2 separate regions of the Homo sapiens genome follow, and region 2 is linked to region 1. A link is an interaction called in ENCODE POLR2A ChIA-PET data of the cell type or tissue named here. Cell type or tissue: OCI-LY7. All regions are shown on one strand. Links, peaks and the distances in the headings refer to the core of each region. The heading gives the core; the rest is flanking DNA.

Region 1 (5,308 bases), core at 1-5,000:
TCCCAGGTTCAAGCGATTCTCCTGCTTCACTCAGCCTCCTGAGCAGCTGGGATTACAGGCGTGTGCCACCACACCTGGCTAATTTTTGTATTTTTGGAAGAGACGGGGTTTTACCATGTTGGCCAGGCTGGTCTTGAACTCCTGACCTCAGGTGATCCACCCACCTCTGCCTCCCAAAGTGCTGGGATTACAGACTTGAGCCATCGCACCCGGCCTCTCTCAGCCACCTTGACTCCTGCCATTGTGGCGACAGCCAGCTCTGCATGGGTCTGAGTGTCCTGGCAGCACCCAACATCAGCCTCTGTCATCTTTAGGAAGCTGCGAGGCACTCAGGCATATGTAGCCTTGAAGCATGTGAATGACAACACCGTTTGGGGCCACCCTTCACCCGTGGGACATGGAGCCAGTAGACACAAGCTCTCCTCTTCTGTCACTGGCGTGGACAATTCGGAGGCACATTTTATTCGGCTCCTCAGAAGGTGCTACGGTTTGGATATGGTTTGTTGACATTTGGCCCTCAGTGTGGCAGTGTTGGGAGGTGGGGCTTTGTGGGAGGTGTTTGGGTCACGAGAGTGGATCCCTCATGGATGGCTTGGTGCCTTCTCTCAGGAGTGAGTGAGTTCTTCCTCTTGTGGGAATGGATTAGTTCCCGAGAGAGCAGGTTGTTATAAAACCAGGAAGCCCCTTGGGTTTTGCTTCTTTACACGTGTCTGCTTCCCCTTCAACCTTCTCCACCATGCTACGAGGCCAGGCAGATGCTGGCACCATGCCCTCGAACTTCTCAGCATGCAGAGCCGTAAGGTAAATAAACCTCTTTTCTTGACTGGGCATGGTGGTTCACGCCTGTAATCCCAGCACTTTGGGAGGCCAAGGCGGGTGGATCACGAGGTCAGGAGATCGAGACCACCCTGGCCAACATGGTGAAACCCTGTCTCTACTAAAAATACAAAAATTGGCCGGGCGTGGTAGCTCATGCCTGTAATCCCAGTACTTTGGGAGGCCAAGGCGGGCGGATCATGAGGTCAGGAGATCGAGACCATCCTGGCTAACACAGTGAAACCACATCTCTACTAAAAATACAAAAAAATTAGCCGGGCATGGTGGTGGGCACCTGTAGTCCCAGCTACTCGGGAGGCTGAGGCAGGAGAATGGCGTGAACCCGGGAGGCGGAGCTTGCAGTGAGCCAAGATTGCGCCACTGCACTCCAGCCTGGGCAACAGAGCAAGACTCCGTCTCAAAACAAAACAAAACAAAGCAAAAAAAACACACAAACATTAGCTGAGTATGGTGGCACATGCCCGTATCCCAGCTACACAGGAGACTGAGGCAGAAGAATCGCTTGAACCAAGGAGTCAAAGGTTGCAGTGAGCCAAGATCATGCCACTGCACTCCAGCCTGGCGACAGAGCGACACTCCGCCTCAAAAAAAAAAAAAAAAAAAAAACCTCTTTTCTTTATAAATTACCCAGCCCCAGGTATTCTGTTATAGCAACATGACATGGACTGAAACAGAAGGTCCCCACAAGATCAAGCCCCGGGTAGGAGACCCAGGCTAAGGCACTAACCAAGAGGCCTGTGGCTCCTCTGGACGATTTTTCCAGGAGGAAGTGGGATTCTCCGTGGCCACTGACATGGGCTGAATTGTGTCCCCTCCTCAAATTTCTACGTTGAAATTTTTTTTTTTTTTTTTTTTTTGAGAACTGTGGAGTGCACCCAGGCTGGAGTGCAGTGACGTGAACATGGCTCACCACAGCCTCAACCTCCTGGGCCCAGGCAATCCTCCTATCTCGGCTCCCCAAGTAGCTGGGACTGCAGGTGTGCACTACCACACCTGGCCAGTTTTTGTATTTTTTGTAGAGATGGGGCTTTGCCATGTTGCCCAGGCTGGTTTCAAGCTCCTGAGCTCAAGTATTCCACCTGCCTCAGCCTCCCAGAGTGCTGGGATGACACGTGTGAGCCATCATACCAGGCCCCTGTGTTGATGTCCTAACTTCCAATGTGATAGGATTAGGAGGTGGGGCTTTTAGGGGGGTTCTTAGGTCATGAGGGTAGAGTCCTCATGAATGGGATTAGGGCCCTTCTAAGGGGGCCCCACAGAGCTGCCTCACCCTCTTTCCGCCATATGAGAATGCAATGAGAAGACAGCAGTCTGCAACCGGAAAGAGGGGCCCCACTAGAACCCAACCATGCTGGCACTGTGATTTCGAACTTCAGTCTCTGGAACTGGGAGAAATCAATTTCTGCTGTTTTGAAGCTGCCCGGTCTACGGTATATTGTTAGAGCAGCCGGAACACACCAATACGGGCATATCCTTCCAGCGGAGAAATGGAACTCTTCTCTGGTGATAACAAACCAAGAATACAGAGAGTCATAGGACCGTGGATGCTTCTTTTTTTTTTTTTTAGACAAGGTCTCGCTCTGTCGCCCAGGCTGGAGTGCAGTGGTGCAATCACAGCTCACTGCGGCCTCAGCCTTATGGGCTCAAGCAACCCTCCCACCTCAGCCTCCTGAGTAGCTGGGACTACTCAGCCTGGCTAATTTTTTTTGTATATCTTGTAGAGACGGGGTTTCACCATGTTGCCCAGGCTGGTCTCAAACTCCTGAGCTCAATCGATCCGCCCACCTCAGCCTCCTAAACTGCTGGGATTATAGGCGTGAGCCACCGTGCCTGGCCAAATAAATCTTAGGGTATTTCTGGTGCAGGAGTAACCAGATTCTGACTGAGCACAGTGGCTCACACCTGTAATCCCAGCACTTTGGGAGGCTGAGACAGGAGGATCTCTTGAGCCCAAGACTTCGAGACCAGCCTGAGTGATATAGTGAGACCTTGTCTCTACAGAAAATTTTAAAAGTTAGCTGAGCATGGTGGTGGCGTGCACCTGTGATTCCAGTTACTTGGGAGGCTAAGGTGGGAGGATCGCTTGAGCCCAGGAGGTGGAGGTTGCAGTGAGCCAAGATCATACCACTGTACTCCAGCCTATGTGACAGAGTAAGATCCTATATCAAAACAAAACAAAAACAAACAAAAAAACCCACAAAACCAAAAACTGGTTAAACAAAAGGAAGAGTATTGGTTCACATAACAGTGTAGCTTAGTAGGAGCTTCAGGAACGGTTTGATCCAGGACTCAAGTGATTTAGGGATGCATTAGTATCTCTTAGCTCTGTTTCCTGTAGATTGGCTTCCATCCTCAGACTGGCTACCCTTATGGTAACAAAAATGGCCACAGTTATCACAAGCTTGATGCCCTCCTAGCATTAAACCCACTGGAATCCAAGTCCTGGTGTTCCTACCCAAAAAGCTGAGGCTCACCTCTGCACAGCCCAGCCCTAAGTCAATCACTGTGGCCAGGGTGAAAGGGATATGCTAATTAGGATAGGCTGGCCAGGCCGTCTCAGAGCTGGGGTAGGGTCAACCTCCAACCACTGAACAGACACTAATCAGAGAGGAGCAGCTTCCCAGAGGAAATTGTGGGTACTCTTGTCACGGATGAGGGCGAATAGATGTTGGCAGCGCAGTACAGACCTCCAGTATTCCTGCAAGGTGAGTGTCAGTCCTGTTTTACAGATGAGGAAAGTGAGGCTCCCAGATGATAAGTCATTAAGCCAAAGTCACATAATTTGTGGAGTCAGGGATGCGTTCCCAAGCCTGTCCAGCTCCAAAACTAGATGCTCCCACTACTAGCTCAAGTGATGGCAGACACATTTTGGAAACAACCACCCGCCCTACGTTTCCAGAAGCAGCATCAATTTCTGCCAGGCAGGGACGTTTTTCCTTTTCATCCCGGAATCTCTCTGGGCAGGGAAGGCTTGAGGAGCCTCTGAAGAGCAGGCAGGACATTGGTGGACGGCACTTACTTCCAGGCTCATGAACCTGGTGGGAGGAGCTTAGCCCTGGCGTGAGAGCGAATTCTCTCTAGGAATCTTTTTTGACTGGAACTCAAAGGGGAACAACACAGACACACCTCAGCGAATGCAGCCTGCAGGAGAGACAGACGAGTGTGGACGGAGGATTACCCAGGTGCCGAGGCAAGAGACTGAAGGCACAAACTGTTTCAGTATAATAAACAAAATAGTTAGAATGAGAATAGTTATAATACAAATTAGATATAGAGATGATCATGGACATTATAAATCATTAGTATAAACATTATTAATCATTAACTTTTAATATTACTCTTTGTTGTATAACCAAGGAATAACCGGCGGGTATAGGGACAGGGGCTGAAGGGACATTGTGAGAAGTGACCAAGAAGGCAAGAGGTGAGCCCTCTGTCACACCTGCATCAGGGCCGCTTGAGGGCTCCTTGGTCAAGTGGTAATGCCAGTGCCTGGGAAGGCACCCGTTACTTAGCAAACCGTGAAAGGGAGTCTCCGTTTCCTTGGAGGAGTCAGGGAACACTCTGCTCCACCAGCTTCTTGTGGGAGGCTGGATATTATCCAGGCCTGCCCGCAGTCATCCGGAGGCCTAAACCCCTCCCTGTGGTGCTGTGCTTCCATGGTCACGCTCCTTGTCCACTTTCATGCTCTTCCCGTACTCCTGGTTCCTCTTTGAAGTTCTTAGAAGATAGCGGTAGAAGAAATAGTGAAAATCTTAAAGTCTTTGATCGAATTTCTGATAAGTGCACAGAAGAAAACGCTGACGTATGCTGCCTTCCCTCTCTGCTTCAGCTACCTAAAAGGAAAGGGACCCCTGTCCTATGATCACGTGACTTGCTTGACCTTATCAATCACTTGGACGACCCACCTTCCTTACCCTGCCTGCCCCCCTTGTCTTGTATACAATAAATATCAGCGCGCCCAGCCATTCGGGGCCACTACCGGTCTTCGTGTTTTGGTGGTAGTGGTCCCCCAGGCCCAGCTGTTTTCTATTTATCTCTTTGTCTTGTGTCTTTATTTCTTACTATGTCTGTCTCCGCACATGGGGAGAACACCCGCCAAACCCCGTAGGGCTGGACCCTATAGACGAGAAAGTGGATGATGATACTGCAGTCAGGGCTGCGGGACTATGGGGCAGGGACATCTAACCTCCCCTTGAAAGTCAGGGAGGTCTTCCTGGAGGAAGGTGAAACCTCCAATCTGGAAACCGAAAGATGATGGGAGTCAGCCAAGCTAAGCAGTGGAGAGCCTGAGTGAACGAATGAATGCACAGAGGTGGGTGGGTGTAGGGAAGCCAGGGAGCCTTTATTTTGAAACAGGGTCTCCCAGGCTGCAGTGCAGTGGTACAATCATGGCTCACTGCAGCCTCGAGCTCTTGGGCTCAAGTGATCCTCCCACCTCAGCCTCCTGAGTAGCTGGGACCACAAGTGC
Region 2 (5,343 bases), core at 1-5,000, 82 kb before region 1:
GGAAGTCACTAGATCCAGGGGTGCAGGAAGTGGCCCCAGTGGCAGGCAGTGCTCCCTCGGGGTTGCATTCCCCAAACTGCCAAACAGAAGCACGAACCTCCTCCATGTACTCGGGCTCTGAGGCAGATGCATCCCAGCGGTTGTTCAGGATGAAGATGTTTGGCCGGGAGAGACGCTCACTCACCTTGTGGAAGAAGTGCTTTTCCTAGATAAAGGGTAAGACCTCGGTGGAGCAGGAGCTTGACAGCCAAGGCCCCATCAGCTGCCTGCCCAGGGGGTGCTGGGAGCTTGGGAGAAGGCAGAGGAGGAGTTACCGTCTGCATCAGGGTGGACTCTGAGTTGGCCACCAGCACAAACACATCAGCATCCAGACAAAACTTGTCAATCCAGCTGTCCAGCTCTGTGGTGACATCAATACCAGGGCTAAAGGTGACAGGGGTAAACCAAATCATCAGGCAGAGCAGGAGCCCTATTCTTCCTGCTGAGAACAGACCTGGGACTTGTGAGGCAGGCAGGTCATGGAGGAGAAAGCCAGGGACGGGAGAGAAATCAGGCCTGGCCCTCATTAACGGATTTTACTTCCCATTTCCTATCCTTCCAGATTGCCTGGAAATGAGTGTTTTGTTTTGTTTTGTTTTGTTTTTGGATATAGAGTCTTGCTCTGTCGCCCGGGCTGGAGTGCAATGGCACGATCTCGGCTCACTGCAACCTCCGCCTCCCAGGTTCAAGCGATCCTCCTGCCTCAGCCTCCCAAGTAGCTGGCACTACAGGCACGCACCACCATGCCCAGCTAATTTTTTTGTATTTTTAGTAGAGACAGGGTTTCACCATGTTGGTCAGGCTGGTCTCGATCTCTTGACCTCCTGATCTGCCCGCCTCAGCTTCCCAAAGTGCTAGGATTACAGGCATGAGCCACCGTGCCTGGCAGAAATGAGTGTTTTTAAACACATATATCTATTGCTTTTATAAAAACAGAATTACTTGTAATTCTACTTTAAAGATGATATACCAGGCGGGGCACAGTGGCTCATGCCCGTAATCCCAGCACTTTGGGAGGCTAAGGTGGGCGGATCATGAGGTCAGCAGTTCAAGACCAGCCTGGCCAACATGGTGAAACCCCGTCTCTACTAAAAATACAAAATTTAGCCAGGCATGGTGGCGGGCACCTGTAATCCCAGCTACTCCAGAGGCTGAGGCAGGAGAATCACTTGAACCCGGGAGGCGGAGGTTGCAGTGAGCCGAGACTGCACCACTGCACTCCAGCCTGGGTGACAGAGCAAGACTCTGTCTCAAAAAAAAAAAAAAAAAAAAAAGATGATATACAATTAAGGTGAAGTTGTGACTTGATGTGAGTCCAGATAAACACTACAATACTGTACATGTTGGTATAGTTATAACCAGTCCACCAAGCCAAGGCAAAGTGTTTCTTCAAGGGAAATAAAATACACCTCTGACTCCGCCACAACTCCCCACCCCCAGTACACATGCTGGCACTGGGCTGAGATTGAGAACCTCCCCCACCAACTTTTGAGCATCCCTCCTATCTTTTACAGACCATCCCTGGGACATCTGCAGGGTACTGATAAATAGGTATAGTAACCAGACTCCAGAGGAAAGCCAAGAGGCCAGAGGATTTGGTTGAGCCCATCTGAAAGGTAGTAATACTTAAGCAGAGCAAGGATGGGGCCCAGGGACCCTGGCCTAGATTATCCAGAAATGGAAACCTGGTGCCTTCCAGTTTGGACCTCCTAGGAGGGCACCTCCCTCTTACCTGTCCATCAAAACGAGGTCATCCTTCAGAAGTGGGCACTTAGAGTTGGGCCACATCACACTCACTAGGCTGCCGGCATGGAGCTGCTTGTCCTGGTGGAGGGCATGGGCCAGCTGGTTCACAGTCTGATGGCAGAGGAAGGAAAGAAAGAGGCTGAGGAGGAACCACCAGGCCAGGAGATTTCCTGTGCCGCTGCATCACAGCACAGTGGCTGGGAATGCTGCCCATCTGCTACCCTTTCTTCTTCCACATATAAAAAGTTAACAGCTGGGAGTTGTCAATAAGAACCCACTTTCTTCACTGCTCTTTTGAGCTTCTTTCCCGGATATCACCCTAAAGTCATCTGTTCTGCACTGATTGATTCTTTTTTTTTTTTTTTTTTTGAGACGGAGTCTCGCTCTGTCACCCAGGTTTGGAGTACAGTGGCGTGATCTCAGCTCACCACAACCTCCACCTCCTGGGTTCAAGCAGTCCTCCTGCCTCAGCCTCGCGACTAGCTGGGATTACAGGTGCCTACCACCACGCCCAGCTAATTTTTGTATTTTTAGTAGAGATGGGGTTTCACCATGTTGGCCAGGCTGGTCTTGAACTCCTGACCTCAAATGATCCATCCACCTCGGCCTCCCAAAGTGCTGGGATTACAGGCGTGAGCCACCGTGCCCGACCAATTGATTCTTTATGAAGCAAATTGAGCATCTGGCCCCAAACAAGAATGCAGCTGCCTCTCAGAAAACTCAGAGTGTCGGTCCCTGACTGATAGGTCAGAGACACACAGCAAATGCAGGAATTCCTCTCTGGCAATATCCCAAGGAAGAACACAGCACATACTGTCTTCCTTAATTAGTGAAGAGAGGTCAGTGGCCACTCAGAGCTGTATGAGGAACAGCAGGGTCCTCATTCTTGGTGATCCACGTTTCTGAAAACCACCTCCGCCAGCCCCCAAAAGCTCTTACATCCTTCAAAAAGTTCATCTAAAATAGGGTCTCCCATTCACCTCCACAGGGTGGTGCTGCCCCCTCCCTAGAGGTGAGGTCAGCCGTGTCACAACGGAGGACTTGCTCCCCCAGCAGGCACAGGGCTGACAGCCAGCCTGGCACCCTCACCTTGGCACTCCTCTTTTCCTCTGAGCCCTCGGTAAGGAGAAAGGCCTCATGGCCATCTGTGCCCTCTACCCGCAGGAAGCAATTGGTGGTGTGGCCAATCCCAGAGGGCAGAACTTTGTCCCAGAGCATGGCATTGATCACGGTGCTCTTCCCATTGCTCGTCCTAGAAGGAAGTAACAGCTGTCAGCAAAGCCACCAGTATCTGACCTGAATTACTTTCACAACGCAGATACCAGCCTGGAAGGCCAAAGCCCTATTCAGTGCAATGTTGCCAGTGCCCAGACAGTGCTGAGAGACAAAGAGTAGGCACTGTTTATTAAAATGAATAAACACCCCCAGGCCCAAACCTCTGACATGCCCCTGGTTCATCATTTCAGATCAATCTACAAGAGGCTCACTGCGTGCTGTCTGCCCCTTGAATCACACAGCCACCCTCAGCAACACTTATAGAGACTGTCTGTCTGTCTCCAAAGTTTAATTCAGGCCTACCTGAAACACCGACTAACCCCCAGAGTGTCTTCCTCAGTCTAAATGACCCCAGTGTTTCCTACACAGGGCATGTTTCGCTGCTTTTCTCCCATCACGCTCCTCCTTACACATGAAGCTCCACCTTGTGAGTCCCAGCTGACAACTGCCAGGCTAAAGGGAAGGTTACTTTCTCATTCTTTTTTTTTTTATTGTTATTTGAGACAGAGTCTCACTCTGTCGCCCAGGCTGGAGTGCAGTGGCACGATCTCAGCTCATCGCAACCTCTGCCTCCTGAGTTCAAGCAATTCTCCTGCCTCAGCCTCCCAAGTAGCTGGGACTACAGGCATGTGCCACCATGCCCGGCTAATTTTTGTATTTTGAGTAGAGACAGGGTTTCACCATGTTGGCCAGACTGGTCGCGAACTCCTGACCTCAGGTGATTTGCCTGCTTCAACCTCCCAAAGTGCTGGGATTACAGGCATGAGCCACCATGCCCAGCCTACTTTCTCATTCTTACCTATCACACCCCTTTCATGTATTCTGGTGGGGTTTTTTGTTGTTGTTGTTGTTGTTTGTTTTTTTTGATATGGGATTTTGCTTTCTCGCCCAAGCTGGAGTGCAGTAGCGTGTGGCATGAATATAGCTCACTGCAGCCTCGACCATCAGGGCTCAATGATCCTCCCACCTCAGCCTCCCAAGTAGCTTAGACTATAGGTACCACCTATATATAGACTATAGCTGCGACCACGCCCAGCTAATTTTTAAATTTTTGGTAGAGATGGGGTCTTGCCATGTTGCTCAGGCTGGTCTCAAACTCCTGGGCTCAAGCAATTCTCCTGCCTCAGCCTCCCAGTGCTGAGATTACAGGTGTGAACCACTGCACCCCACCATTTCTGCTTCTTGAGAATAGCTCTGCTCAGCAGACTCATCTGCTCTGAGTCTCAGAGCTTTCAACCTGTGCTAAACACAGTGTTTCTCATTCTGAGTTGAAGTTTCTCAGCCATATCACTAGAGCAGAACTACAATGACCTTACCTGCACCCAGTGAGACAGGAAGCCCACTAGCTCACCTAAGTAGGGGGTCATACCTCCCAGGTGAGGATGAAGAAATGATAGTTCAGAGGAGTAGAGGACCACACCTGAGGTTACAGTTCATCAGGGTCAAGACTCTAGGCACAGTGCCTATTCCCCAGGCTACCACTGTGTGCCTAGCATACAATCTGTCTAGATGCCTTTTTTCTTGTATTAGATTTTTTTTTTTTGAGACGGAGTCTCACTCCGTCACCTAGGCTGGAGTGCAGTGGCGCGATCTTGACTCACTGCAACCTCCACCTCCTGGGTTCATGCCATTCTCCTGCCTCAGCCTCCCAAGTAGCTGGGACTACAGGCGCCCGCCACCACACCCAGCTAATTTTTTTTGTATTTTTAGTAGAGATGGGGTTTCACCGTGTTAGCCAGGATGGTCTCAATCTCCTGACCTTGTGATCTGCCTGCCTTGGCCTCCCAAAGTGCTGGGATTACAGGCGTGAGCCACCGTGCCTGGTCATTATACAAGTTATAAATGTTTGGCCTAGTACTTTAGGTACATTGTGGCTTCACAAGGGCCAGTGTTAAAACTGCTTCCATGTCAAAGCAAAGAAAACTGCCTACATATTGGTTTGTCCTGGTGGGGAATAAAAAGGATCATTGGTTCCAGTCACAGGTATAGTAAATGTGGGTACTTTAAGGTTTGGAGCACTTACAAGGCTGTGGTAGAAACAGATACCCCATGGTTATCACATGTTAAACCATGTGTGTCTGTGGAATACTCAATCTCAATGTGCACACCTTTGACTACAGCTGTGGAAGTGTTCCTTTAAACAAAGTTGTGACCCATTTCAATCTGGATAAGGGCAGAAATGGTTCACACTCCATTATTTGTAAAGTTATCTGCTGTTAGCTTTCATTATTTTTGCTACACTCATTTTATTTGTATTTAAAATGTTTCAGGCAACCTAAGAAC

The links. ChIA-PET counts read pairs that join two places held together with the same protein. Peaks named below come from ENCODE experiments on the same cell type or tissue, not always from the same donor. Only the 100,000 strongest peaks of a DNase experiment are listed, where the experiment ranks them.
Region 2: POLR2A ChIA-PET joins it to region 1 with 6 read pairs; 33 of 35 experiments call an interaction of 5 or more read pairs at or near these places.

What each region holds. Positions count from the first base shown.
Region 1 is chr1:11,912,067-11,917,374 of GRCh38, reverse strand. LOC124903843 (a long non-coding RNA gene) reads right to left here. Exons shown (of 2, transcript XR_007065464.1): 2 at 4,149-4,557. Among named protein-coding and RNA genes, the nearest start is that of RNU5E-1, 6.6 kb to the right of the region's middle. RefSeq lists a silencer at 257-412 and an enhancer at 2,286-2,345. In OCI-LY7, for the core only: no CTCF peak of the experiment used is centred there; DNase peaks (open chromatin) are centred at 2,164 and 2,454; H3K4me3 peaks cover 748 bases; H3K27ac peaks cover 2,068 bases.
Region 2 is chr1:11,993,850-11,999,192 of GRCh38, reverse strand. It overlaps MFN2 (mitofusin 2), which reads right to left. Exons shown (of 19, transcript NM_014874.4): 5 at 2,875-3,037; 6 at 1,772-1,896; 7 at 315-423; 8 at 98-205. Among named protein-coding and RNA genes, the nearest start is that of MFN2, 16 kb to the right of the region's middle. In OCI-LY7, for the core only: no CTCF peak of the experiment used is centred there; no DNase peak of the experiment used is centred there.